3 separate regions of the Homo sapiens genome follow, and regions 2 and 3 are each linked to region 1. A link is an interaction called in ENCODE POLR2A ChIA-PET data of the cell type or tissue named here. Cell type or tissue: OCI-LY7. All regions are shown on one strand. Region 1 holds the start of CHRNG (cholinergic receptor nicotinic gamma subunit). Region 2 overlaps DIS3L2 (DIS3 like 3'-5' exoribonuclease 2). Region 3 has its middle 9.5 kb from the start of ALPG.

What was found. ChIA-PET counts read pairs that join two places held together with the same protein. Peaks named below come from ENCODE experiments on the same cell type or tissue, not always from the same donor. Only the 100,000 strongest peaks of a DNase experiment are listed, where the experiment ranks them.
Region 2: POLR2A ChIA-PET joins it to region 1 with 6 read pairs; 2 of 35 experiments call an interaction of 5 or more read pairs at or near these places.
Region 3: POLR2A ChIA-PET joins it to region 1 with 6 read pairs; 3 of 35 experiments call an interaction of 5 or more read pairs at or near these places.

The regions. Positions count from the first base shown.
Region 1 is chr2:232,533,522-232,541,521 of GRCh38, forward strand. CHRND (cholinergic receptor nicotinic delta subunit) reads left to right here. Exons shown (of 12, transcript NM_000751.3): 10 at 410-614; 11 at 703-821; 12 at 1,609-3,143. The coding sequence ends at 1,791. CHRNG (cholinergic receptor nicotinic gamma subunit) reads left to right here and starts at 6,171. Exons shown (of 12, transcript NM_005199.5): 1 at 6,171-6,281; 2 at 6,471-6,610; 3 at 6,860-6,904; 4 at 7,081-7,190; 5 at 7,853-8,000. The coding sequence starts at 6,227. RefSeq lists enhancers at 81-601, 1,644-2,163, 7,993-8,000. In OCI-LY7, a CTCF peak has its summit at 3,669 (motif pointing right); DNase peaks (open chromatin) are centred at 820 and 3,680.
Region 2 is chr2:232,279,135-232,287,134 of GRCh38, forward strand. The region is part of intron 13 of DIS3L2 (DIS3 like 3'-5' exoribonuclease 2); the gene reads left to right. Among named protein-coding and RNA genes, the nearest start is that of ALPP, 96 kb to the right of the region's middle. In OCI-LY7, no CTCF peak of the experiment used is centred here; no DNase peak of the experiment used is centred here.
Region 3 is chr2:232,412,355-232,420,354 of GRCh38, forward strand. It overlaps the pseudogene ECEL1P1. Among named protein-coding and RNA genes, the nearest start is that of ALPG, 9.5 kb to the left of the region's middle. RefSeq lists enhancers at 5,924-6,707, 7,491-8,000. In OCI-LY7, no CTCF peak of the experiment used is centred here; no DNase peak of the experiment used is centred here.

The sequences.
Region 1 (8,000 bases):
ACTTTGTGGCAGCCAGGAATGAAGTCACAGATGTTAGGATGTGTAAAGGTCACCCCATGCTTGTAAAATGGCCTTTTTGGCCAGACACGGTGCCTCGCCCGTAATCCCAGCACTTTGGGAGGCCAAGTCAGGCAGATCACGAGGTCAGGAGAGCAAGACCATCCTGGCCAAAATGGTGAAACCCCATCTCTACTAAAAATACAAAAATTAGCTGGGCATGGTGGCGCGTGCCTGTAGTCCCAACTACTTGGGAGACTGAGGCAAGAAATCACTTGAACCCGAGAGGTGGAGGTTGCAGTGAGCCGAGATCGCGCCACTGCACTCCAGCCTGGTGACAGAATGAGACTCCGTCTCAAAAACAAAGAACAAAAAACAACGCCTTTCTTGTGGCCCCTTGACATGGCCCCAGCTCTTCCTGGAGACCCTGCCGGAGCTCCTGCACATGTCCCGCCCAGCAGAGGATGGACCCAGCCCTGGGGCCCTGGTGCGGAGGAGCAGCTCCCTGGGATACATCTCCAAGGCCGAGGAGTACTTCCTGCTCAAGTCCCGCAGTGACCTCATGTTCGAGAAGCAGTCAGAGCGGCATGGGCTGGCCAGGCGCCTCACCACTGCACGTGGGTCCCCGCTGGTCTTGGTTTTCAGCCCATCTGTGGGAGGTGGGTGGAGGCAGGCCTCACACCCACTCTGGCCCCTCGTCTGTAGGCCGGCCCCCAGCAAGCTCTGAGCAGGCCCAGCAGGAACTCTTCAATGAGCTGAAGCCAGCTGTGGATGGGGCAAACTTCATTGTTAACCACATGAGGGACCAGAACAATTACAATGAGGTAAGGGACCACAGGATTGCCATGTACAGGTGTTCAAGTAGGGCACTGATTAAGTGTATTCTATCTTAAGAGGGCAGGGTTCCCCTTAGAGGCACACACCAACTTAGATGAGGGAGTTAATGTGACACAGATTCCAGGCCCCCCCGCCAGGGAGAGAGAACTCCTGCCTGGCACCCTATAGCAGCACTGGGGCCAGGCACACACACATAGGCACACAGCTCCACCCTGTCCAGGCCACACTCTGAGCATCCCTTAGGATCCCTTCTTTCTCCCAGCTGCCAATCATTTTCTGTCCCTACTCAGTTCCAAGCCTGATACTCCAGACAGAACCAGACATTTTAAAGGTAGCCATATATGGTTATTCAACATTATACAACTTCTAAAAACTATCTCTTGAGAAAGGGCACCTTTTCCCAGTTCACATATGGGCTGGCAGCAGCCCTGACTTGCTGAGATGGGGGAGAAGAAGAGAGGGGTCTATCCACCTTCCTCAGCCCCTAGGAGAGACCCCTGGGCCTCAGTTCCTCTCTAGCCCCAGAGCCCTGTGCTACAGCAGAGAGGGAGGCTATGGTCTGTTCCCGCCTCCTCAACAGAGTGATCAGCCCTGCCTGTGGCCAGAGGGGCCTGGGACCTTGCTGGGGACAAGCCAGCATTATCCTGCAAGCCCGAGGCAGCCTCTGCAGGCACACTGAGCCGCCCTCTGCCTCCATGGCTGGGCCCCAGCTTGGGGGTGGGGCTTTGTGGCCTGAGGCCCTTCTCACCCCACTCTCTCTGCCCCTACCCACAGGAGAAAGACAGCTGGAACCGAGTGGCCCGCACAGTGGACCGCCTCTGCCTGTTTGTGGTGACGCCTGTCATGGTGGTGGGCACAGCCTGGATCTTCCTGCAGGGCGTTTACAACCAGCCACCACCCCAGCCTTTTCCTGGGGACCCCTACTCCTACAACGTGCAGGACAAGCGCTTCATCTAGGGTGGGCCTGTTGGGGAGCCAGGAGACAGCAGGGTCTGAGAGAGGAGCCACAGTCCCTAATGACACCCACTCCTAGCCCTGAGGCTCGTGCCCCTCAGACTGGGGAAGAGTCCAAGGAAGGGAGGGAGCAGCCACTCCTCAATGCTCAATGGCTCCCCTGAAATCAAGACAGGGGCCACCCGAGATGGTCTGAGGGTGGACATCGGCTACAGTGGGTGGGCAGGACGATTTGGGGGGAGGCCCGAGGCTGGCTCAGGGGCCAGGGAGGAGGCCACTCAGGGTGGCCTCAGGGGGAGAGCTCTGATAGGGGTGAGACAGATAGGGCCCCTTCTCTGCTTCTCCTCCCCCAAGGTGTGGGGTAGAGCAGGCAGGAATCTGCGCCTTCACTCTCTGGCCCCTCCAGCCTCCCTCTTCCTACCTACCCTTCAACCTCAGGCTTCTGAGGCCTCACCTGGGACTGAGGTTGAGGACACCTCCCTCCCTCCAGACCCCAGAGTATCCTTTCCTAGCTCTTTCTGCCTTGACCTCTCTGCCTAGGTCCCTTTGGGAAGTTGAGGACTGGAGTGGAAAGGTCAGGATCGACATCCACAAAGACTTGGGGTCAGCCTGAGGTTGCACACACAATCCTAGAGGACCAGAACGCAGCACCTCTCCCCAAAGGGTCCCTGCCCCCCAGCACCTACTCCTCTCCAAATTAGGGTTGTCATGCATTATTTGGGGCATACATATTCTAAAAAATCATTCGTTGTTTCTCTGAAATTTGTCCCCTATTTTTATTTGCTAAATCTAGCAACCCTATCCCAAAGGCAGCCTCCACTCAATCTTATCCTGAGGGCCAAAGGCCAAGGCTGCAGGAATTGGGAGACAAGGGTCTGTTTGTATGGTGGTCCACCTCCAAGATGGCCCCAGTGATGCCCAGTATTCACACCCTTGTGCAGTCCCCTCACTCTGTACCAGGGTGGGTCTGGGTAACCAATAGAATGAGGCAGAAGTGATGGTACCTCACTTCCCAGATTTGGTTAGGAAAGACACTATGGCCTCTTTCTTGCTCATTAGCCCTCATTCTCACATCAGTTGGATCTCTCACTTTGGGGAAGCCAGCTGGCATGTTAAGGAGCCCTATGGAGAGGCCCACATGGCAAGGAACTAAGGCCTCCTGCCAACAGCCACGTGAGTGAATGTGGAAGTGGATCCTCTGCCCCAGTAGGGCCTTCGGATGAGATCACAGCCCAGTAGACATCTTATGTGCAGCCCCATGAAAGTCCCTAAGCCAGAACCACCAGCTAAGTGACTCCTGGATTCCTGACCCCCAGAAACTGTGTGAGATAATAAATGTGTGTTGTTTTAAGTGACAACGTTTTGGTGTCATTTGTTACACCAGCAATGTGACCTTGAGTGAGCTGCTCCTCATCTCACTCCTCACCTTCCATCTTCTAATCTGCAAAATGTGTGTCTAGTAAGTCCTAGTCATGGGGTGTTGTGAAAATTGAATTTCTAGTAGGAGCATTTTCATGTGACCTGCACATTTAATGGGTGGTGATTTAACCCATTTCCCTCAGGGGGGAATTGGTGACCTCATTAACTCAGATATACAGAAGGTGAGATTTTTAATGTTTAGATGTAACCAAGGAAAAAGAAAAACCATTTAAAACCAAAACTGACCCTAGTAACTTCTGCCTTCCAGCATGAACTATTCACAAAATTCAAGGTACAAATCTTTAATTGTCCTGTCTAAATAGGAAAGCCAGTTTGTTCTCACACCTGTCAGGTGAGCAGGAAATCTGAGACTTCCCCAGGAATAGCCCATCAACTCAGGGAGGGTCCGTCTTGTGCACAGAGAGTCTAGGGCCCTCAGCCACAGTCTTTGCTTCTCTCTGCCTCATGGTGGCGCTGCTGGCAGCAGGTCTTGGTTCAACCACCAGGTGAGTCCTCAGTTCTATTAGGCCCTGCTCAAGTGGCTGTGGACTTCCAGAGAAGACAACCCCAAAATGTCACACAAAACCGGGGGGGTGCCTCCTGCACAGGCTCCCAGGGTCACCACAGTTTCCACCAGAGGCACCCACTCCCCCAGCACGGTGGTGCTGTCAGGACTGGTCCACTCTGACTGACATAGAACTCCATCTTCTGTCCCCAGGAAGCCATGCTCACAGGCACAGCTTTCCGGGAAGCCAGAGAGTGTTCCTTACTCTCTCCAGACCAACAGGGCTACCCTCTCTCTTTCAATGGACAGTGAATCAGTAATACACTGGCCTGCAAGGAACAGAAAGCTGAAGGAATTGTAGCTTAAACACATAAGGTTTCCTTTTTCTCACATAGTAATAATAGGGAGGCGGAGGTGATCATGTTGGCTCGGCTGTCTAACAAAGCTATCAGGGACCCAGGCATTTTGCCATCTGCCCAGCCCTGCCTCCATGGCAAGTTGGCTTCTGTCCTCAGACCTGTTGGCCCCAGTTTGTGAGCTGACAGCCACAGCTGCACACTTAGCACCTATGTTCAGGCAGAAAAGGGCCAGCCATTTCTGACCCCTTTCATCAAGAAGCAAAACTTTTCCATAGGCCGGGCACAGTGGCTCACGCCTGTAATCACAGCACTTTGGGAGGCTGAGGCGGCTGGATCACCTAAGGTCAAGAGTTCAAGACCAGCCTGACGAACATGGTGAAACCCCCTCTCTACTAAAAATACAAAAATTAGATGGGCTTGGTGGCGCCCGCCTGTAATCCCAGCTACTCAGGCGGCTGAGGCAAGAGAATCGCTTGAACCCAGGAGGCAGAGGTTGCAGTGAGCCGAGATCAAGTCATTGTACTCCAGCCTTGGCGACAAGAGTGAAACTCCAACTCAAAGAAAAAAAAAAAAACAACTTTTCCATAAAGCTCCAGTAGACATCCCGCAGGTCAAAACATCACATGGCTAGCCTATCTGAAGGGAGACTAGGAAATGAGTATCTTGCTCTACCAGCCATTATAACAGAGGGTGGCAAAGGAGAAGTAGTGTTAGACAATTCTACAGATGATTTTCTCTGAATGGGTCCTGTCCCTGCACACGTAACCCCTGCAAGAAACTTCCATTCCTCATTGATGATTTACCCTTCGGAGAACACCAAGAAGGCTTCTAGGCCATCTCTCCCAGAGCAGAGAAAGGGAGAAAACAGGAGGGTGGAGGGTAGGGGATGCAGGGACAGGTGGTCCACTGTTTGGCAGTGCTTCCTGATCATGGAGGCCATTGAATTTGGTAAAATGTGGGCATGGAGGAGAGTAAAGAGGTGGAGAGAAACTGGTCTGCAAAAGAGGATAAGAAAACTGCATCTAGGGGGACCAGAGGGCAAAATGGAAAGGCAAGGCTCTCAGAAGTGAGAAGGAAACGAGGGCTTTGTAAATTCCAGGAAAAGTGGGCCACACAGAGAGAAGCTCAGTGGGGGGGATGCCCAGGGAGGGGGAAGCTCAGGAAGGGGGAAGCTCAGGGAGGAGGAAGCTCAGAGAGGAGGAAGCTCAGGGAAAGGGAAGCCCAGTGAGGGGGAAGCTTAGGGAGGGAGAAGCTCAGGGAGGGGGAAGCTCTGGGAGGAGGAAGCTCAGGGAAAGGGAAGCCCAGTGAGGGGGAAGGTCAGCGAGGGGGAAGTTCAGGGAGAGGGATGCTGAGTGAGGGGGATGCCGAGTGAGGGGGAGGCCGAGTGAGGGGGATGCCCAGTGAGGGGGATGCCCAGTGGCAGGCCAAGATGGGTGGATCACTTGAGTTCAGGAGTTCCAAGACTGGCCTGGCCAACATGGTGAAACCCCGTCTCTACTAAAAATACAAAAAAGAAAAAAGAAGAAGAAGAAGAAAAATTAGCCAGGCGTGTTGGCGCATGCCAGTAGTCCCAGCTACTCAGAAGGCTGAAGTAGAAGAATCAAGGTGGAGGTTGTAGTGAGCCAAGATCGCACCACTGCACTCCAGCAAAAAACAAACAAACAAACAAACACAAAAACCCTCACATGCCTACCCAACAGCCTTCACACCCACCCAAATCCTGACTCCCTGGAGGGAGTAGGAGGCAGTCCACCTCAGCCCTCTCTGGAGCCGCTGTCAGGTTCCTCGGCGACCTGCCTTCCCTACCACACCCAGCTGGCCCTGGCTGTCCTTGCCCCCCATGTGGAACATGGAGGTGAGGCTGGGACAACTGAGCCCGAGTTGGGGCTGGAAGGTGGATGTCTCTTTTGGGGCAGACGGGGCCCCTGTCTCCCCTCTCCAGCCCAGGTAACCTGAGCCCAGCATTGTGTCCATCCTGGAACAGCTGACAACGCTGTGGTCAGACAGCTGGTGGGGCTGGGCCAGGCTGGCCGGGCTGGCTGGGCTGGCTGGGGTGGGAGTGTAGGCTGTTATATGACACCCAGAGCCCATCTCTCTCTGCCCCAGACCTTGGAGCTGTTGTCCCACCCCTGTCACTGCAGAGAGCTGAGGCACCATGCATGGGGGCCAGGGGCCGCTGCTCCTCCTGCTGCTGCTGGCTGTCTGCCTGGGTGGGACACAAAGGAATCTCAGCCTGGGGAGTCCCAGAGCTGGGGTCCACAGCCTCAGGGGATGGAGGGTCTGAGGGGTATTGGGGCCTGCCCTGGACCCAGTTCCCTGAGTCCCCACTTCACACCCCCAGGGCCTCCCCGCTCTTTCCACCTCCAAGCTCCTGCTAGGCTCACGCCTGTCTATTGCAGGGGCCCAGGGCCGGAACCAGGAGGAGCGCCTGCTCGCAGACCTGATGCAAAACTACGACCCCAACCTGCGGCCCGCGGAACGAGACTCGGATGTGGTCAATGTCAGCCTGAAGCTAACCCTCACCAACCTCATCTCCCTGGTAAGCCGCAGGACGGAGGAGGGGTCAGCGCACCACGCCCTGGGACCTGCTGGGGATAGCATGGGGTGGCTCCAGCCACCAAGAGGTTGGAGGGCCCTAAATCGGACAGGCTGGGGTCTGGAAAACCCCCATGGTTGTGGGGGGAGTACTATCAAGAGGCTGGGGGATGCTTGGCCCCATTGGTGGCCTGTGGGGACTGGCACTGAAGTCGGGGGCTGAGCCCTCCATACTACACCCTTGCACCCCCAGAACGAGCGAGAGGAAGCCCTCACCACCAATGTCTGGATAGAGATGGTAAGAGGCCACCCTGCCACCCTCCTTCCATCAGGGGTCCCACCCCACCACCCCAAGGCCTCCTGAGAGTTGCCTGCCCCGTTCCTGCCTCTTCTGTCCTCTTGGGCTGGATGCCCACTCCTAGGGCTGTGGTGCAGCAGAGGGCAGAGGCCTAGCAACTGCCCCTCCCCCTGCAGCAGTGGTGCGACTATCGCCTGCGCTGGGATCCGCGAGACTACGAAGGCCTGTGGGTGCTGAGGGTGCCGTCCACCATGGTGTGGCGGCCGGATATCGTGCTGGAGAACAAGTGAGGAGGGGGTGCAGGCAGGGGTGTGGGGGACAAAGGACACAGGGTCTGGGCCCAGCAGAACAAGGCACTCTGGGAAAAGAGAAAGATGAGCAGAGGGTGCAAATCGGGCACCTGTGGGGCTAGGGAAGAACTGGATGGAGCAGGTGCCGAGGGCAGGGCCCTGGGTATGCCCTCTGACCCCAGGGCCAGCAGAGCAGACCCTACGCCAGGCTCCATCTCCTCTGGGCTGGGCCACCTGGGTGGGCTGCTCCCTTCCCTGTAACATGGGGCCGCTGACGGGTCCTATAGAAGCTGGCGAGAGTCAACAAGACAGGCATGAAAAGTGCATCACTCGGGGGCTGGCACATGGTGTGGGCTTAACACATTAGTCGCTATTATGACTATTATTATTATTATTATTATTATGATTAAAACAAGAGAGAGTAAGATAAGCAGAAATTAGGAGGTGGTGCCTGAGGAAGTCTGTCTGGGGCGGGGGGTGGCAGGAGGATTGCTGGGGGGACCTAGTGGTCCGGGTGGGAACCAGTCAGGGGGTGACAGGCTGGTAGGGACTGGTGTCCCCAGGCCCCTATCCACATGGGGCACAGGGGCTGGTCTGGGGCTGGGGTGTCGGGGGCTGAGCCCACAGCCTCGTGGCCTGGCCTGTTCTGTGCATACAGCGTGGACGGTGTCTTCGAGGTGGCCCTCTACTGCAATGTGCTCGTGTCCCCTGACGGCTGTATCTACTGGCTGCCGCCTGCCATCTTCCGTTCCGCCTGCTCTATCTCAGTCACCTACTTCCCCTTCGACTGGCAGAACTGCTCCCTT
Region 2 (8,000 bases), 250 kb before region 1:
CCATATTGGTCAGTCTGGTCTCAAACTCCTGACCTCAGGTGATCTACCCACCTCGGCCTCTCAAAGTGCTGGGATTACAGGCGTGAGCCACCATGGCCAGCTGAGAATTCTATTTCTTATGTGCTTGTCAGCACTTGGTATTGTCAGTTTTTTATTTGTTTTGTTTTTTAGGTGTGGTGATAGGTGCATAGTGGTATTTCATTGTGGTTTTAATTTGAATTTCCCTAATGACAAATTCTGTTGAGCATCTTTTCATATGTATACTTGCTGTCTGCATATCTTCTTTGGTGAAGTGTCTGTTCATATCTTTTGCCCATTTTTAATTGGGTTGTTTGGTTTCTTATTACTGAGTTTGGAGAATTGGTGTGTGTGTTTGTTTGTTTGTTTGTTTGTTTGTTTGTTTGTTTGTTTTTTGAGATAGTCTTGCACTATCGCCCAGGCTGGAGTTCAGTGGTGCAATCTCAGCTCACTGCATCCTCTACCTCCTGGGTTCGAGTGATTCTCCTGCCTCAGCCTCCCAAGTAGCTGGGATTACAGACAACCACCACCACGCCCGGCTAATTATTTTATATTTTTAGTAGAGATGAGGTTTCACTATGTTGGCCAGGCTTGTCTCAAACTCCTGACCTCGTGATCTGTCCACCTCGGCCTCCCAAAGTGCTGGGATTACAGGCATGAACTACCACGCCTGGCCTGGAAAGGATTTTTAAAAATATTTTAGATACAAATCCTCTACCAGGTTTGTGATTTGCAAATACTTTCTCCTAGTCTTTGGCTTGTCATTTCATTTCTTCTCTCTCCATTCTCTCTGGCTTATCTTTTCCTGTCTTTTGAAAAGCAGAAATTTTTCATTGTTATGAAGTCCAATTTATCAATCTATTTTATGGATTGTGCTTTTGGTGTCATATCTAAGAAACCTTTGACTAACCCAAGGTCAGAAAGATTTTCATCTGTTTTCTTCTGAAGGTTTTATAATTTTAGGATTTACATTTTAGTTTCTTCCTTTTTTAAAACATATTGCCCAGGCCTAGAAGTTTCTTTTGGAAAACAGTTGCACCTGAGAAGATTTGGGATGGAGTTGGTCCTAGGAGCCTTGCCAGGCATGATGCTCTCTGTGAGCCATCTGAAAAGGAGGTGTGTGCCTTAGAAGTTGCCCGAGGGGTGGCTTTTAAACAGATACCAGGCTTCTCTGGCTTAAGATTTGGCATCAAACTGAAGATTGTATCATTTGAAAAGAGGGTATGGGATGATTAGAGAAAAACCTCCAAACTTTCTAGATAAGTCCTTCTAACTGTTGCACAAAGTTGAAATGAAGAATGGTGCCAAACACAGGACTTTGCCGATTACATGTGAACACCCATGTCAGTGACTCACCCAATCATGCTTTAATCTCATAACTGAGAGGCTTTAAAAAATTATAGTCAACAAGGCAGCTTGCTAGTTATGACTGCCATTGGAATGGAGTTTTCCTCAGAACAGCTGGAGTGTAATGTGGTGGGAAGAAAGCCTGGTGTGGGTGAGAGACCAAGGATTGCTTGCCTGGGAAGGATGTGCAGCTAATGTTTGATGGAAATCTGTGAGATGACCAACCTCAGCCAAGCTACATAGAGGCCCTCCATACACTGCAGCCGAAGTGCTCAGAAAACAACAATGATAATTGGCACTGTATCACCGCAAGAGAGATAAAACACAGCTCTGTCTTCAAGAAATGCATGGTCCACTCTGTGATCCATGCTAGGTTGTAGAAGCTGGCAGAAGATTCCAGTTCCAGTAAGGCAAGGCAGTTGAGAGCAGCCTGGAAATGGCTTCTCCAAGAATGTCCCAGGCAGAGCATTGCCGTGGGTTGGTTTGTTCTGGAATGTACAGGCCATTGGTGTGGCTGTGTCAGAGGAAGGGCTCCCAGTGGTGGTGGGAAATGTTGGGGATGTAACCAGGGCTGATCTGGAGGAACTTGTTTGCTCTGCCTTGAAATATGAGTGTTTTCGGCTGGGCACGGTGGCTCACACCTATAACCCAGCACTTTGGGAGGCCGAGGCGGGTGGATCACAAGGTCAGGAGATCGAGACCATCCTGGCTAACATGGTGAAACCCCATCTCTACTAAAAATACAAAAAATTAGCCGGGCGTGGTGGCGGGCGCCTGTGGTCCCAGCTATTTGGGAGGCTGAGGCAGGAGAAGGGCGTGAACCCGGGAGGCGGAGCTTGCAGTGAGCCGAGATGGCGCCACTGCACTTCAGCCTGGGTGACAGAGCAAGACTCTGTCTCAAAAAGAAAAAAAGAAATATGAATGTTTTCTTGAATTCAACTTGGTGCTGTTGAAGCATTTTACATATAGGAGTTGTGGGATGGGACCTCTTTTTTAGAAAGATCTCTTTGGCAGCTCTGTAGAGAATGAGTTGGAAGGGGTCAAGGTGTAGACATCAAGGAAGCCAGTTAGATGGCTGTGGCTGTATGCAGGTGAGGCCACACAGCTGACAGGAGGGAACAGATGAGAGAAGTGGAATCAGAACCACAAAAGGGAGGGGGGACACCTGGATATGCCCAGGTTTCTGACAGGCAGGAAGACGTGCCACCCAGGAGCATCATCGGCACCACCCAGGGGAGGAAGAGCAGGCATTGGGTGGAGACCCTCCAGGCTTGAGGTGCGTGAGCTGCCCACTTAAAGACGCTTGCCAGGTGGCTGGACCGGAAGTCTGCTGCTCCTCTTCTACCTTGCCACAGGCTGCTGCCTCTGAGTTAAAGAGACATGGGAAGCATCGGGATTGCTCATACCTCCCAAAGTACAGCAGGAAGGACTAGAAGCAATATGAAATCTAATTGGCAAGACCACGGTGAGCACACAGGCACTTAGGAGCAGCACGTGGCACCCATGAAAGCCTCCATCCCCTGACAGTGAGCCCAGAGGCTACTGTGGAGCAGGAGGAAACCAGCCGTCCTTCCTCCTTGCTTGCACCCTCCCTCCTCACCTCCTACTCTCTGTCTTTCCAGCTGAGCCCTTCTCGTTTATTTAAAAAAAAAAAAAAAAAAAAAAAAGGGAATTCACTCCCAGTCCTTTTGAAACCCAACATGTCAGTGATAGATGAGGGCGTATTCTGTAACTTCAAAGGAGAAAAGTTGAGTGAGTGAATGTGGGCCAGAGGAGTTGAAAAGTCCAAGGGAACAGGAGACCCATGGGGTGACCCCACCATCAGGAGGAGTGCCCCCCATCCCACCCCTGCTGGTGCCATGCAGAGGCACAGACAATGCCACTTTCAATAAATCATGAAGGATTCTGAATGCCTGGTTTTGTCCCATTTTCAATGGGCCTTGGGCATATTGCTCAGATATAGCCAGCCATTTGTGCAAGGTTCCCAGCTACTCAAAGGCTCAAAGTCGAGTGCTCTTTCCACTATATAATGGAGTCTTCACATATGTGATTTTGGGGGAGATGTTTTCAGATTTCCATAGCTAGTCATAGTAAAGATGACCTCGTGGGCAGTTCAGGCCATTGTCCCCTTCTCACATCCAGCCTTTGAGTAAGGCTGCGCTTTCAGGAGTATCCATGCAGCACCTAATTCAATCACACATCTGACCCCTGCCTCTCTTTCGCACTGGCCCCTTCTCTGTGCTCAGTGTGCTGCTGGGGGCCTCTGCACAAACCCGGCTGTTCTGGAGGCGTCCTGTGCTAAGCAGAGAGCACTTGGCCATTTTCCCCACTTTCTGAATTCAGGGCCCCCTGGTGAATCTGGCGTGGGGATGGCTGCCTGTTCTCATGAGGCTGCGCACATGAAGGCGCCTGTTGGAAGCGCCTTTTAAGAATCCCCAGGTTGTTTCCATCCTGGAGTCTTGCAAAGAAAGAGGAAGAATAACCTGGGGTCATTTAAGGGCTGGCATGGTCATTTCCTTAATCATCTGTGACCACTGAGAGCCTTATTTTCTATAAAGAAGCACAGAGGCTTCTTTGGCTTTGCTTTAGTAACAACAAACAGCTAGAATTTATTGAGAGCCTGCAGTTTGCCAAGTGCTTTCACACATTCGATCATTTAATCCTCAAGCCTTTTACCCTTGTTTAGAGATGAGGAAACTGAGACTTGAGCTTAAACACTTGTCAAAACTCACATAGCTAGAGGTGGCAGAACTAGGATGGAATCATTTCTCTTTTTATTTGAGGCAGGGTCTTGCTCTGCTGCCCGGGCTGGAGTGCAGTGGCATGAACATGGCTCACTGCAGTCCTCCTAGGCTCGAGTGATCCTCCCACCTCAGCCTCCTGAGTAGCTGGGATTATAGGCACGTGTCTTCATGCTCAGCTAATTTTTTTGAGTTTAGTAGAGATAAAGTCTTACCGTGTTGCCCAGGCTGGTCTCCAACTCCTGGGCTCAGGCAGTCCTTCTGCCTCTGCACCCCCATAGTGTTGGAACTACAGGTGTTGTGAGCGACTGGGCCAGGACTAGGCCCAGTCTATTTCTTATTCTGCTTACTTTTTCATTTCTCTCGGTAGATGTTGATGTTGTTTTATATTCTTCTAAAAATCTAAAAAATGGATCAAGTCCTGACCTTAGGATTATTTGAAGAGCTATTTAAAATGCTGTATGATTCCATTTAGGTAACATCCTCAAAATGACAGATTTATAGAGAAGGAGAACAGGTAGGTAGTTGCCAGGAGCTAGGGATGGCGGGGGGAGCAGAGGGTGGCCCAAGGGAGAGCTGTGTAAGGATGGGACAGTCTGTATGTAGATTGCCATGGCAGTTACACAAATGTACGTGTGTGACCAAAATGGCATAAAACTAGACACACCCATTATGCCAATGTCAGTTTCCTGCGTTTGATATTGTGCTATAATTATGTAAGATGGAACCTTGGGTGGAAATTGGAGATGGGCACGTGGAACCTTTCTATACTACCTTTGCAATTTCCTGAAGCTATAATTATCTCAGAATAAAAAGTGGGTTGTTTTTTTTTTAATTCCTCTGTGTGCAACACCAGCATTGCCCCCAGGAAATAGCCAGGTCTCAGTTCAGGGGCTGCTTGCCATCAGAAAGCAAGCCACATCACACAGTCAAAGTTGGCCTAGAAGTGGGGCACAAACTAGAAGAGGGTCCAGGTTTTATCGCCTGTCAGATGTGAGCTTAGGCTCTCTCGACTTATGGGAAAGCACTGAACTGAGAGTCAGGGCCCCCGGGCTCAAGTATCAGGGCTGCAGTTGTGTGACCCAGAGCAAGCTTCTCAACTTCTGTGAGCCTCCAGCTTCCCAGCTGTAAAGTAGGCATGGTAACTGCACCCACCCTGTGAGTCTGGCAGAATGTGTTGATGTGCTTAGTATCATCTTCGATACCACGATCAATGTTATTATTTTATCTTTTCCCAATTTTACTCCCAACTTTGCAGTCAGACCAATCTCTTGTGTATTCATGGAACATTGAATATTCATTCTTATTTTCTCTGCTTTTGATCATTTATTCCTTCAACAATTATTATTGAGCACCTGTTTTGTTGAAAATTCTGGAAGGCACTAGGGATACATTGATGGACATGCCCCATGTGGTCTTTGCCCCGGGAGAGCTAAAGGTCTGTTTTTTTCCCCATCACCTGGAATCTCTCCTGAGTGCATCCATCGTTCAGATCCTTGCTGTCCTGCCAGACCTGAGGCCTCATCTACACCATGCAGGCCCCTCTACCAGATCATTCTCTAAGCTCCCTCAGTATTAGAGGCAGTGCAGCTCAGTCATCTTTGCCAACCTTTATCCTGAACCTCCCATGGGACCTGGCATGGAGCTGCACACCACAGAGAGAATGCTTAGCAGGTGCTTGCCCACAGAACTGTGAAAGGAGAGCCCGAAGGAGACTTAGACAGGAGCCTTTTGAGGCTTTCATTTTACAGATGAAGTCCTGAATAGGGGCCCTGGACTAAATAATAGGAAGTGGCTATAAGGGTCCCCAACCCATTTTTAATAGGATAATGCTAGTTCTTATATTGATCTTAATTTTTGTTGTTGTTTTGGGTTTTTTTTCTTTATTTCTGTTCTGCAGTTTTTGGACTAGCTGACTGACATTTCCTCTTTTAACCTTTTACAGACCCTGAAAGAAGCTCTAGTTCAGGTCTTATTACTACTTAGCTGTGTGACTGGGCCACAACTGGGGGCAGGTTCATTGAATTGAAAAGGTGAAGCCAACCTATCTCTCACCTGCTCTCCCTGAGTGGACTCACCTAGCACCTGCAGGCTCCAAGCTTGACATTGCCTGGAGGGAGCCCACCCAGGCATCCCCTTCCTCCAGTCCAGCCTCTCCACCTGCAACTGGGTGGGTCAGTCTACTGAGCTCTCACCTGATTCTTCAGCGCCCACCTTAATTGACAGTGAGCCTTGAGGAGGCTGACATTCTTAATGCCATTTGCAGTTCTCTGTTAGAATCTAGAGAAGGGGAAAGGTAAATTGTTGCAACTTGCAGCCTCCAACACAGTGTCCCTGTTTGTGGGAGAAGAAACAGGAAGTGTGGCCCAGTAGGAAATGCCAAGACTTTAGAGCCGTATGGGTTTGAGTTCCATTTCCAGGTTGGCCGGGGTTGATTTATGTATTGCCAGACCTTGGGCAGGTCAGTTACTTAACCTCCCTGAGCCTCAGTTCCCTCACCTTTAAGATAGGAGCAGTGATACCTGGACACTTGTTCCTGGCACAGTCTCTGGTTGCATGTGGAACCTGTGATTCCTACTGCTTATCACGGGGCCCTGCATTGCCTTAACTTAAAGCCTTTGTGGGGATCACAAAGAGTAAACTTACACTGGGGTTTCTCTACAGGGACTTAAAATCTAGTTGGGACAATATGATTGTTAAACAAGTACACAGCTAGAGACATGTTTCAACTTGAGAATAACTGAGAAGAATCAGGCCATGATAGAAGCAATTTTCATGTATCCAGACTGTCAGAAGCCAGCCCTCTGCCATGCTCCAACAGGCTGGGGTGGCCTCTTCCTTCCCCAGGCAGAGATTAATGGACAAGTTGTTACTAGTGCTGAGGTTCTGGGCAGCTTCCTTGTGGAGGCACATCTGTTGACCCAGCAGGGCCTTGGAAGCTTTTTTTCAGTCGTGAGCTTCATCTAGTGGCATAGGGCCTCCCTGATGCTGGTGCTCTGGAGCTAGCGTCACTGGGTCATAAAATCAGGGCTGCCTTGATTTTATCAAGGGCTGACCCCGTGTCAGCACAGCCACAGGAGAGCAGTGTAGTGGTAGTGGGGCTGCTGAGGCAGACAGCAAGGCTTTGAAGCATTGTATCTTCCTGCTGCGGCCCAAGGAGTCCTACAGAAAGCAAGCCACAGAGAGAGTGTTTCCCAGATACTGCTCAGGTAAAGAAATTGGACCTTATTGTTGTAGAAATTACTCAGGTTTTAGAGTGATCACATTTGGAAATATTGAGTCCCAATCAGCTTGTTCCAGCATGTCATGTTTTGAATTCTGATCTCAACTCATTATCAGGAATAACCTCTGGCCTTACTGTATAATACATCAAGAACATCATTGAGTTTCCGCTATAGCTAGGCACTGTTATTATCTCTTTTTTACATAGGAGGCACCTAAGGTAAAAGAGATTACATACTAACAGGAAGTAAAGCTGGGATTCAAAACCCAGCAGCCTAAAGAGGCTGTACCCTTTACTTCTCTACTAAGCAGCCCCCTGTTATTGGGGTTTTATTTTTGAGATAGAGTGTCACTCTTGCCCAGGCTGGAGTGCAGTGGCACAATCTTGGCTCACTGTAACCTCTGCCTTCCAGGTTCAAGAGATTTCCTGCCTCAGCCTCCTGAGTAGCTGGGATTACAGGCGTGAGCCACCGCGCCTGGCCTGTCATTGGTTGTTTTCATAGGTAGAAGTGTTCACAAGCAGAAGTTCCTTCCTTTTGTCAAAGGTGTTTCCCTGGCAGAAAGGTGGAAGCAAGAGCATAAACTCTGTCTGACAGGCAGAAAGGTAGACTAGAAGATCTAGACTAGACTAAAAAGTTAGACTTTGAGATCCTCTGTCTGTCCCCTGAGTTC
Region 3 (8,000 bases), 120 kb before region 1:
TATCACACTCATTGTTAAATTCCATCCATCAAGTATGCAAAGGTTTCTGGTAAAATCCAGCTAGTATATTTCTATCTTCCTAGTTGTCAGTCAGTTCCTCTTTCTAACCAATGTGGAGGTGCTGCATGATTATATTTTACATGAGTGCTCACACCCACGGACTTCTATTATTTAAAACTGGACAAATTTTAAAATAGATTGTTCTGCTATTAGATTATTCTGTTGTCTAGGTTTTTGTTTTTTGTTTTATGTTTTTGTTTTTCATGTGTAGGTATAAGGGCTTATCGGTCAGCTATGTTATTGACCACAAAATCAAGTGTCATGAAAATATTTTCAAACTTCTATTCAAAAATATGCACTTTCCTTAGCATGAGTTTTCATTGAAAGATAATTACCTTCTCATTTTGTCATTGAAATGACATCTTTACCTGAAGGACACACAGGAAGTATATTTATATTTTCAATCTTTTCATGGTACGCCTAAAATGGAGAGCTTTTCAGTTCAAAGTCAGCAAACTGGATTGTAAGAAGGAGGGAGGGAGAGTTAGGAAGAAAGAGAGGGAGAACTCAGGACAGGTGGGTTCAGTACTTTGTCATTCTGCGACTCATTCTATGTGGCCAGAAAGTTTCCACCCACTCCCCTTACCAAGTATCTTAAAGTTTCTATTTATGTTTAAGTTTCTATTATGCGGCTATCTAAACTTTACAAAATCAACCCCACTGCCTTCTGCAACATCTCATGTACACGCTGGGCTTCTTTCCTGCGCTGATTAGACGGGGGGTGAGCCAATGAGTGAGGGGTAAGGGTGAACCTACCTCTGCACACTGATTTGTATCCGGAATGCTTTTTTTGAAAAAACCCTTCCTGAGTAGCTATTCCATCTGTGGTTGCATTTCCACCATTTCCTCATAACATTGTTTTTATTTAAAAAGGCATTTGCTGTTGGCAATATATCTTGTCTGCTATATCTACCTTTTAGTGGGACATGAAAAAAAATGAAAGAAGTGGTTTGTGTATTTCCCTATTGGAACAGCACCTGGCAAATACCTTCAGCTGAGCCATGTTGGGAACATCTGTGCTTTCAGCTCATTGCAAAGCAAACCTCCCACACTGGGTACTTTGCTCTAACACGAGTTTCTTCCAATCTTCGGCAGTGTTTTCTCCACATCTTCCGACGGTGTTTGCTGACAAAGAAGTCTTTCGGTTTGTCGACAGATCATTTACTGCTCATTGTTTCTGCCATTTTTCCTGCAACAGAAAGAATTAAGTTTCTCCCTGGTGGTAGGTGTTTTTAGTCTCATGGTATCATGCAAGAAACTTTAAAAGAGCTTTCCAAATATCTGTCATTGCGTATGGAAATATCAAGAAGTACTGGGTTGAACTGCACCTAAATTTAAACATTGATGGGAAAAAATTGCACTCTTTCTTCAGTTCCGGAAGCTTAGTTTGGCCAGGCACAGTGGCTCACGCCTGTAATCCCAGCACTTTGGAAGGCAGAGGCAGGTGGATCACCTGAGGTCAGGAGTTCAAGACCAGCCTGGCCAACATGGTGAAACCTTGTCTCTACTAAAAAATACAAAATTAGCCAGGCATGGTGATGCATGCCTGTAGTCCCAGCTACTTAGGAGGCTGAGGAGGGAGAATCACTTGAACCCAGGAGGCGGAGGTTGCAGTGAGCTAAGATCTTGCCACTGCACTCAAGCCTGGGCGACAGAGCGACGTTCTGTCTCAGAAAAAACAAAAAGCTTAGTTTTAGACACCTTGCCAACCATGAGGATTTCACACTGCTCATAAGTAATTAAGTAATACCTCCAGGAACAAGGCACCCGGGGCAAACTTCAGCAGTAATCAGAGTGGGGGAAATTCAAAGAGTTTTGTTTGCTGATTTTTTATTATTAGGGGTAACGTCTGGTCAGGTCCGTACCCCGGGTGACGTGCGCTCTGCCAGGAGTAATAAGGAATTCTCAGCTCCCCCTTCTGCTGTGGTTCATCTGCTCTGGATTTCTGTTGTTAGTTGCAGATTCTTTACAGGAATCTTGTGTGAGCCTCTTGGCCCTTTTGGAGGATTAGGTCGGTTAAAACTAGATCATATAAGGCTGCGCGCAGTGGCTCACGCCTGTAATCCCAGCACTTTGGGAGGCCGAGGCAGGCAGATCATGAGGTCAGGAGATCAAGACCATCCTGGCTAACACGGTGAAACCCCCGTCTCTACTAAAAATACAAAAAAAAAAAAAAAATTAGCCAGGTATGGTGGTGGGCGCCTGTAGTCCCAGCTACTCGGGAGACTGAGGCAGGAGAATGACATGAACCCGGGAGGCGGAGCTTGCAGTGAGCCGAGATCGCACCACTGCACTCCAGCCTGGGTGAAAGAGTGAGACTCCGTCTCAAAAAAAAAAAAAAAAAAAAAGAAAACTAGATCATATAATCTGTCAATCTACTTAGGCAGACACACTAATACTCCACAATTTGCTGAAAGCTTGTGATCTGGAGGGCGTACTGTGTCAACCCCTGGCCTGAGGCACCCAATTCCCTTCCTCCGGGGCACCCGGGAACCACATGGGGTGGGTGCCTGCATGAAGGGTGAAGGCACCAGCATTCAGCTCAATATTAAACATGAGCTCTTGGGTCGCTCACTGCCCAGGGCTGTGCTGAGGCATGTGATGAGCCCAGCAAACAGTAAGCACTCAGGAGGGCCTGATGTTCCTTTAACCAAACCCCAAGGTCCAGGTTAGTCTTGAGGTGCTTGCAGCCTGGGCAGGCCATTCAAATTGAGCAACTCCTTGTGAGCAGGGGCGTCTCACTCCCTGCAAAATTCAGACCCCAGATGGCACCACAAGTTCAGTCCCCACCAGATCCGAGGCCCCCTGCCCATTGAGTGCCCGTGAGCCCCTACACAGTTCCAGTGATTGGCACAGGAAGCCTCATGATCGGGGAAGAGGAGTATGCTCCCTGCAGCCTCTCAGGACTCAAGGGGGATCCCAGCTGTGCCCTTCTGCTGGGTGCTGATGTTGCATCTGATGATGCCCTGGTCCCACTGGTTCTAGGAACAGGCCTCCCCACCGGGTTAGCATCTGCATAACTGGCCTTTGCCCCCATCCCAAGGGGGTCCCAAGATGTCTACAGTGTGTGGGACTTACTATGTGGGACTTGTAATTGTACCCTCTGAGCTAAGGCGGCCCCAGGACCTACTGACTCCCTCCGACCAGAGCTTCCCCCTTTGCTACCAGGCCACACACTGGACCCCAACACCAAGAAGCAGCTGAAGTTCCTCTTGATAGAAGCTTGCCACCTAGGATGCCACCGGGCATGCATTGGCCAGAGTATGTTATGTCTTGATCACTGAAGTCAGGTCATAGAGCCTGGACTGCAGGACATTCTGTGGTTACACTATAGGGAGGGTGTGGTCAAGTGGGAGACCCACCTATATATGGACCCAATAGGTATAGAAACACACCCCAAACCCATCTGGTTCTTGCTGCGTAGATAGAAGGCAATGAGCACCTGTCGGGGGAACAACCACCTCTGTAGAAAGGTCACAGAGCCCGGACTGCAGGACATTCCTGGCAGCCCAGCCACACCCATCTCCTGACAATGCATCTTCTGTGCCACCTCTGGGCTGGGCCACCACCTTCCCGGCTACTGCCTCATGACCCTCCTCTGACACCCCAGCTCTGGGCCAGGCACCCACATGGACTTGTCCATCTCCTGCCCAGTCTTCTTGACTGAGAGCTGGATGCTGAAGCAGATGCTGTTCAAGATGTTCTTGTAATAGGTCTTCCCATGGACCTTAAACTATGAGGGGCATGGGCAGCACTCAGCCGCAGACCAGGGCAAGGCTGCAGATAGCGCCACAACCGGGCCATGCAGGCCACCTGCCCTCCCAGGTGCCATTAGCAGAGAGGCTGTGGTCAGGCTGGGCAGGCAGGGACACAGTCCCACCTCATACTCCTTGTCCACAGACCCAGTTTGAAAAGGAAGTCTGGGTAGCCGACCATCACCACCATGTACTGAAGTTGCGGGCCGGAGGGCTGGTGAGGTGGCACAGGGCCTCAGGGCACAGCATCCTTGCCCACCCCCTGCCCACCAAGGAAAGGAGCACTAGGCCAGCCTAGGAGTGGGCTTCACGGTGGGGGAGGCAGGCCTGCTCAACTCCACGAAGTCCTCTTTGTCCCTTTTATTCTCTTTCACTGGCATACAGTAGGTGCTCAGTCAATGTGCATGGGACCAACAGATGGCACTGGGGGCCCCTCACCACGGCCCCAGTAGCTGTTCTGGTCTCCATGCAGTCCAGCTCCTCCAGGCGCTGGCCCAGGATGTACTTGGTGTCTTCCACCAGCTGCCACACATGCAGGGTCAGGGGTCAGGGAGCAAGGGTCAACCCAGCAGCCTTTCACTCTGGTCCATCACTCCTGGCATGAAGGAGTCTTTCAGCACCACTTCCTAAGCCCAGAGCTCGGTGCTAGGCGCCAAGAGGACATGTTGGAGGTAGGGATCCAGACCCTTCCCCTCCGACAATAAGCTCACAGGCTAGAAGAGGAAATGGCTGCAGCAACCACCATGGGCATCCCTAAGGAGATGCCTCCTGAGCATGGCTGAGAAGGTGGGCAGGGGCCTGGCAGGGAGGGCCACCTACCGCTGACAGACCAGGAGGAGGAGGCCTGCGGAGGAGCAGACTGGAGCCTCAGAATAGGCTGAGGCCTAAGCAGGGCCTGGTCCCCCTGCCTGCAGGGGGACATTTGGGGCTCCCCATGCGAGGACCATGGCCTCGGGAGGGTTCCACCCTCAGTTCAGCACCATCCTCCCCACCCTAAACCAGGGCGGCCCACCTTGGTAGCTGACAAGTGTTCATGTACAAAGAGGGCACGAAGCGCCATGCCATAGTGGTGGTTGGCCTGGCCCAGGCTGACCCGGGCCAGTTCCTGCAGCTTGCCGCTGCCCTCCATCTCCTGTGCCAGCTTGTGCAGCACCTCATGGAATGGTAAGAACAGGTGCTCACTCAGGACCACCACCACGTCCCACACGAGGTAGTTATGCAGGACCCTGGGGGCCAGATGAAGCCAGTGGGGTGTCCAGAAAGACATTCATATGGGCCACCAAGGGCACCACCCCCGCCTGTACTACCCAGCCTGCGGCTGGACCCAGCACTCAGATAGTCCCTCAAAGAAGGGGCAGGAGGTCATCCCAGGTATGTGGAGGCTGAAATTGGAGTGTGCTGAGCTCAATGACACAGCAGGACACTCTCGCTACTGATGCCAGCCCCTGAAGCTGATGGGTCAGGGCTTCTATCATTTCCTGACTTGCCATGGGGAGACAGCGTCTGTCCTTGAGGGTGACTGTCTGACTCAGAGCTGGCTTGCAAAGGCCTCTGTTCCTCCCCATGGTGGATAGATACCACGAGGCTCTCCCAAGGGTGGCCCAGGGACAGCAGAGCTGTAGCCACACTTTCTCTTTCCAACCATCCCTAGGTGAGGAAACTGCAGCTCAGGAAGCTCCCAGCCCTGCCGAGGGCCTCGGAAAGCAGAGGGGAGAGCTAGGATCGGATACCCGGGCTCTGGGTCCTTTTTTAGTGCTGCCTCCTCTAGTGTGACTACTGGACAGAAGTAGGGGTGGAAATTCATGGCACACCCAGCCAGCAAGTCCAGGGGGCAGGGGAGGGGCCTGGGCCATACTCACATGGGGGGGGGGGGTGATCTTCTGCAGCTGTCCCAGCGTCATCTTTCTGTACATGGAGCTGACATCTCGCTGGAAATCATCATACTCTGACACAGTGATCTGGGTGGGCGTAGCAATCAGGGCTGAGCCAGCCTTGCCCCATGGTCCCCTGTCATCAGCTGCCCCCACTACAGCCACAGGGTCTCCTTAGCCTTCTGCTCCACAGCATCAGCACCCAGGAGGCTGAGCACTCGCTCCATGAACACCCTGTGTGCTGCCAGTATCTGCACCACGGGAAGGGGCTCATCCAGGGACAGGGACAGGCCTAGCCTAGGGACACCCATCCTGGGGCCCCAGGCCTTCCCTGCCTCCCCATCCCATGTCCCAGCACCTTCTCACTCTCCTCATCCTGAGCGAGGTACAGAGTCCTCTCTAGCAGATTGAGCCCATCCTGGTCAATCTAGGGAGGGAGACAGGGGCCAGAGGTCAGAGATCCACATGCCAGACTCCCCAAACAGATGGAATTTTCACCCCAATGCCCAGAGAGCGACCAGACATCCATGGGTAGAGACCCAGAAGCACGCAGACCCCAGCCCCTCTTTCCACCCAGACGAGATGACCAAAGCCCCATCCCTGACTGTCTCAGCTTACCCCTGAAAGCCTGCACTTTCCCTACCTGTCGGGGGCACTTGCGCAGTGCCGCACTGACCCTTGGGGTTCCTGGCTTTGGCGCCAGCCCCAGCCCTCACGGAGATGTCAGCCCAGCCCGCCGGCGCGTCCCTCCCTCCCTGCCCTCACTGCCTTCCAGAGGGCTGGGAAATTGCGGCTCCCGCGGCTCGGCTGAACACTTCAGTTAACCCAGGGAAATTACTTGCGCCTTCCTCCCGCGCTCTGCCGCCAAGCGCTCCCCTCCCCTGCTTTCCCTTTCTCTCCTCTTGCGCACCCTCCTCCCACGCGCAGGGACCCCTAGTCAGGGCCACGCCCCGGGTCTGCGGCCGCTGGCTGGGCGCTCGGGAATCGCACTCAGGCGGATGACGTAGCGCGAGGAGTTCCTGTAATCTAGGCTGATCTAGAGAGAGAAGAGCGCGGCGGCACTGTACACGCCCTGCACCTTGTACAGCAGCTGGTTGAGGTCCCAGCTGGTTGAGGTCCCGCGACCCCCGGACGCTCCGCCGCGCCGCCCAGGTCCCAGCCCCCGCAGTCCTCCATGACCTCTAGCATGGGCCGAGGACTCAGTAGCTCTATCTCGCGCATGTCGAGGCACGAACGGAAAAAGGCGCTCACCTTGCACTGGGCCGCGCCGCCGGGCCCATCCCTGGGCCGTGCCAGCAGGCGCCTCAGGCGCTCCTCTTTCTGCTCGCCGAAGGCCGCGATGGTGCCATAGGTGAGCTTTTCGTTGGGGGTGGCATGGCGCTTCAGTCAGCAGCCGCAGACGAAAAAGTAGAAGTTCTGGTACGAGTCCATGCTGGCGTCCAGGTTGGCTGCCAGGAGGCCGGCGGCGCGCGCTAAGGCCTTGCCCTCGGGGCAGCTCTCGGGACAGGCGCCGCCGCCCGCCGCGACCGGGCCCAGGTACTTGAGCGCCAGCATAGCCGCCAGGATGGCGCAGAGATCAGCGGCGAACACCAGCCCCGACCGCAGGCTCACCTCACGCAGGGTTCCAGCGCGGCAGCCCAGGTCCTGGTGGCGCTGCTCCTTGAGAGAAGCCTGGGCGGCAGAAAGGCCCTTGCACGATCCCCGCGCCACAGCAGCTTAGGTACTTGACCTCCTGGAACGCGTCGTAGTGCGCCGTCAGCGAATACCGGGCTCCATGGCACCGAGGCCGCCGCGATGCAGCCCTGGGCCACCTGGGCTATGGGATGCGCGCGGCCGCTGGCCTCCTAGTGGGCCTCTGCATGGCCCCGGGGGGCCAAAGCTGCGGGAAGAGCAGAGTCAGGCTCAGGAGGCGCAGCAGCCCGACGGGGCTCCCAGGCACCGCGAGGAGAGACGCAGGCCTGGGTGCAGAGGCCCCAGCTGCCGGCCTCATTCACTGCGGAAACCAGGGACGAGGAGAGTCTGGCGGGGCCACCATCCCCGCGTGCACAGTGGAGTCTTCTCCCCTGTCCTCCTCCCTGCACACACGTGTCGGATGCTGGATTGGGAGGCCTCTTATGGGAAGGGGGAGGCGCTGGGCACGGGGCCTGGCACGTAGGGGGCCTTCATTGCATCTCTCTTCCCTTCGCCTTTCTTGTCCACGACCTGTCCTAGCCAAGGCCAAGTGGGGTGGGGGAAGGAGCAGAGGCTGGAGTGAGGAGGTGCGGTCAGGGGCGCGTCTATGCGGCACTTTCAGCTCTCCGAGCTGGACACAGAC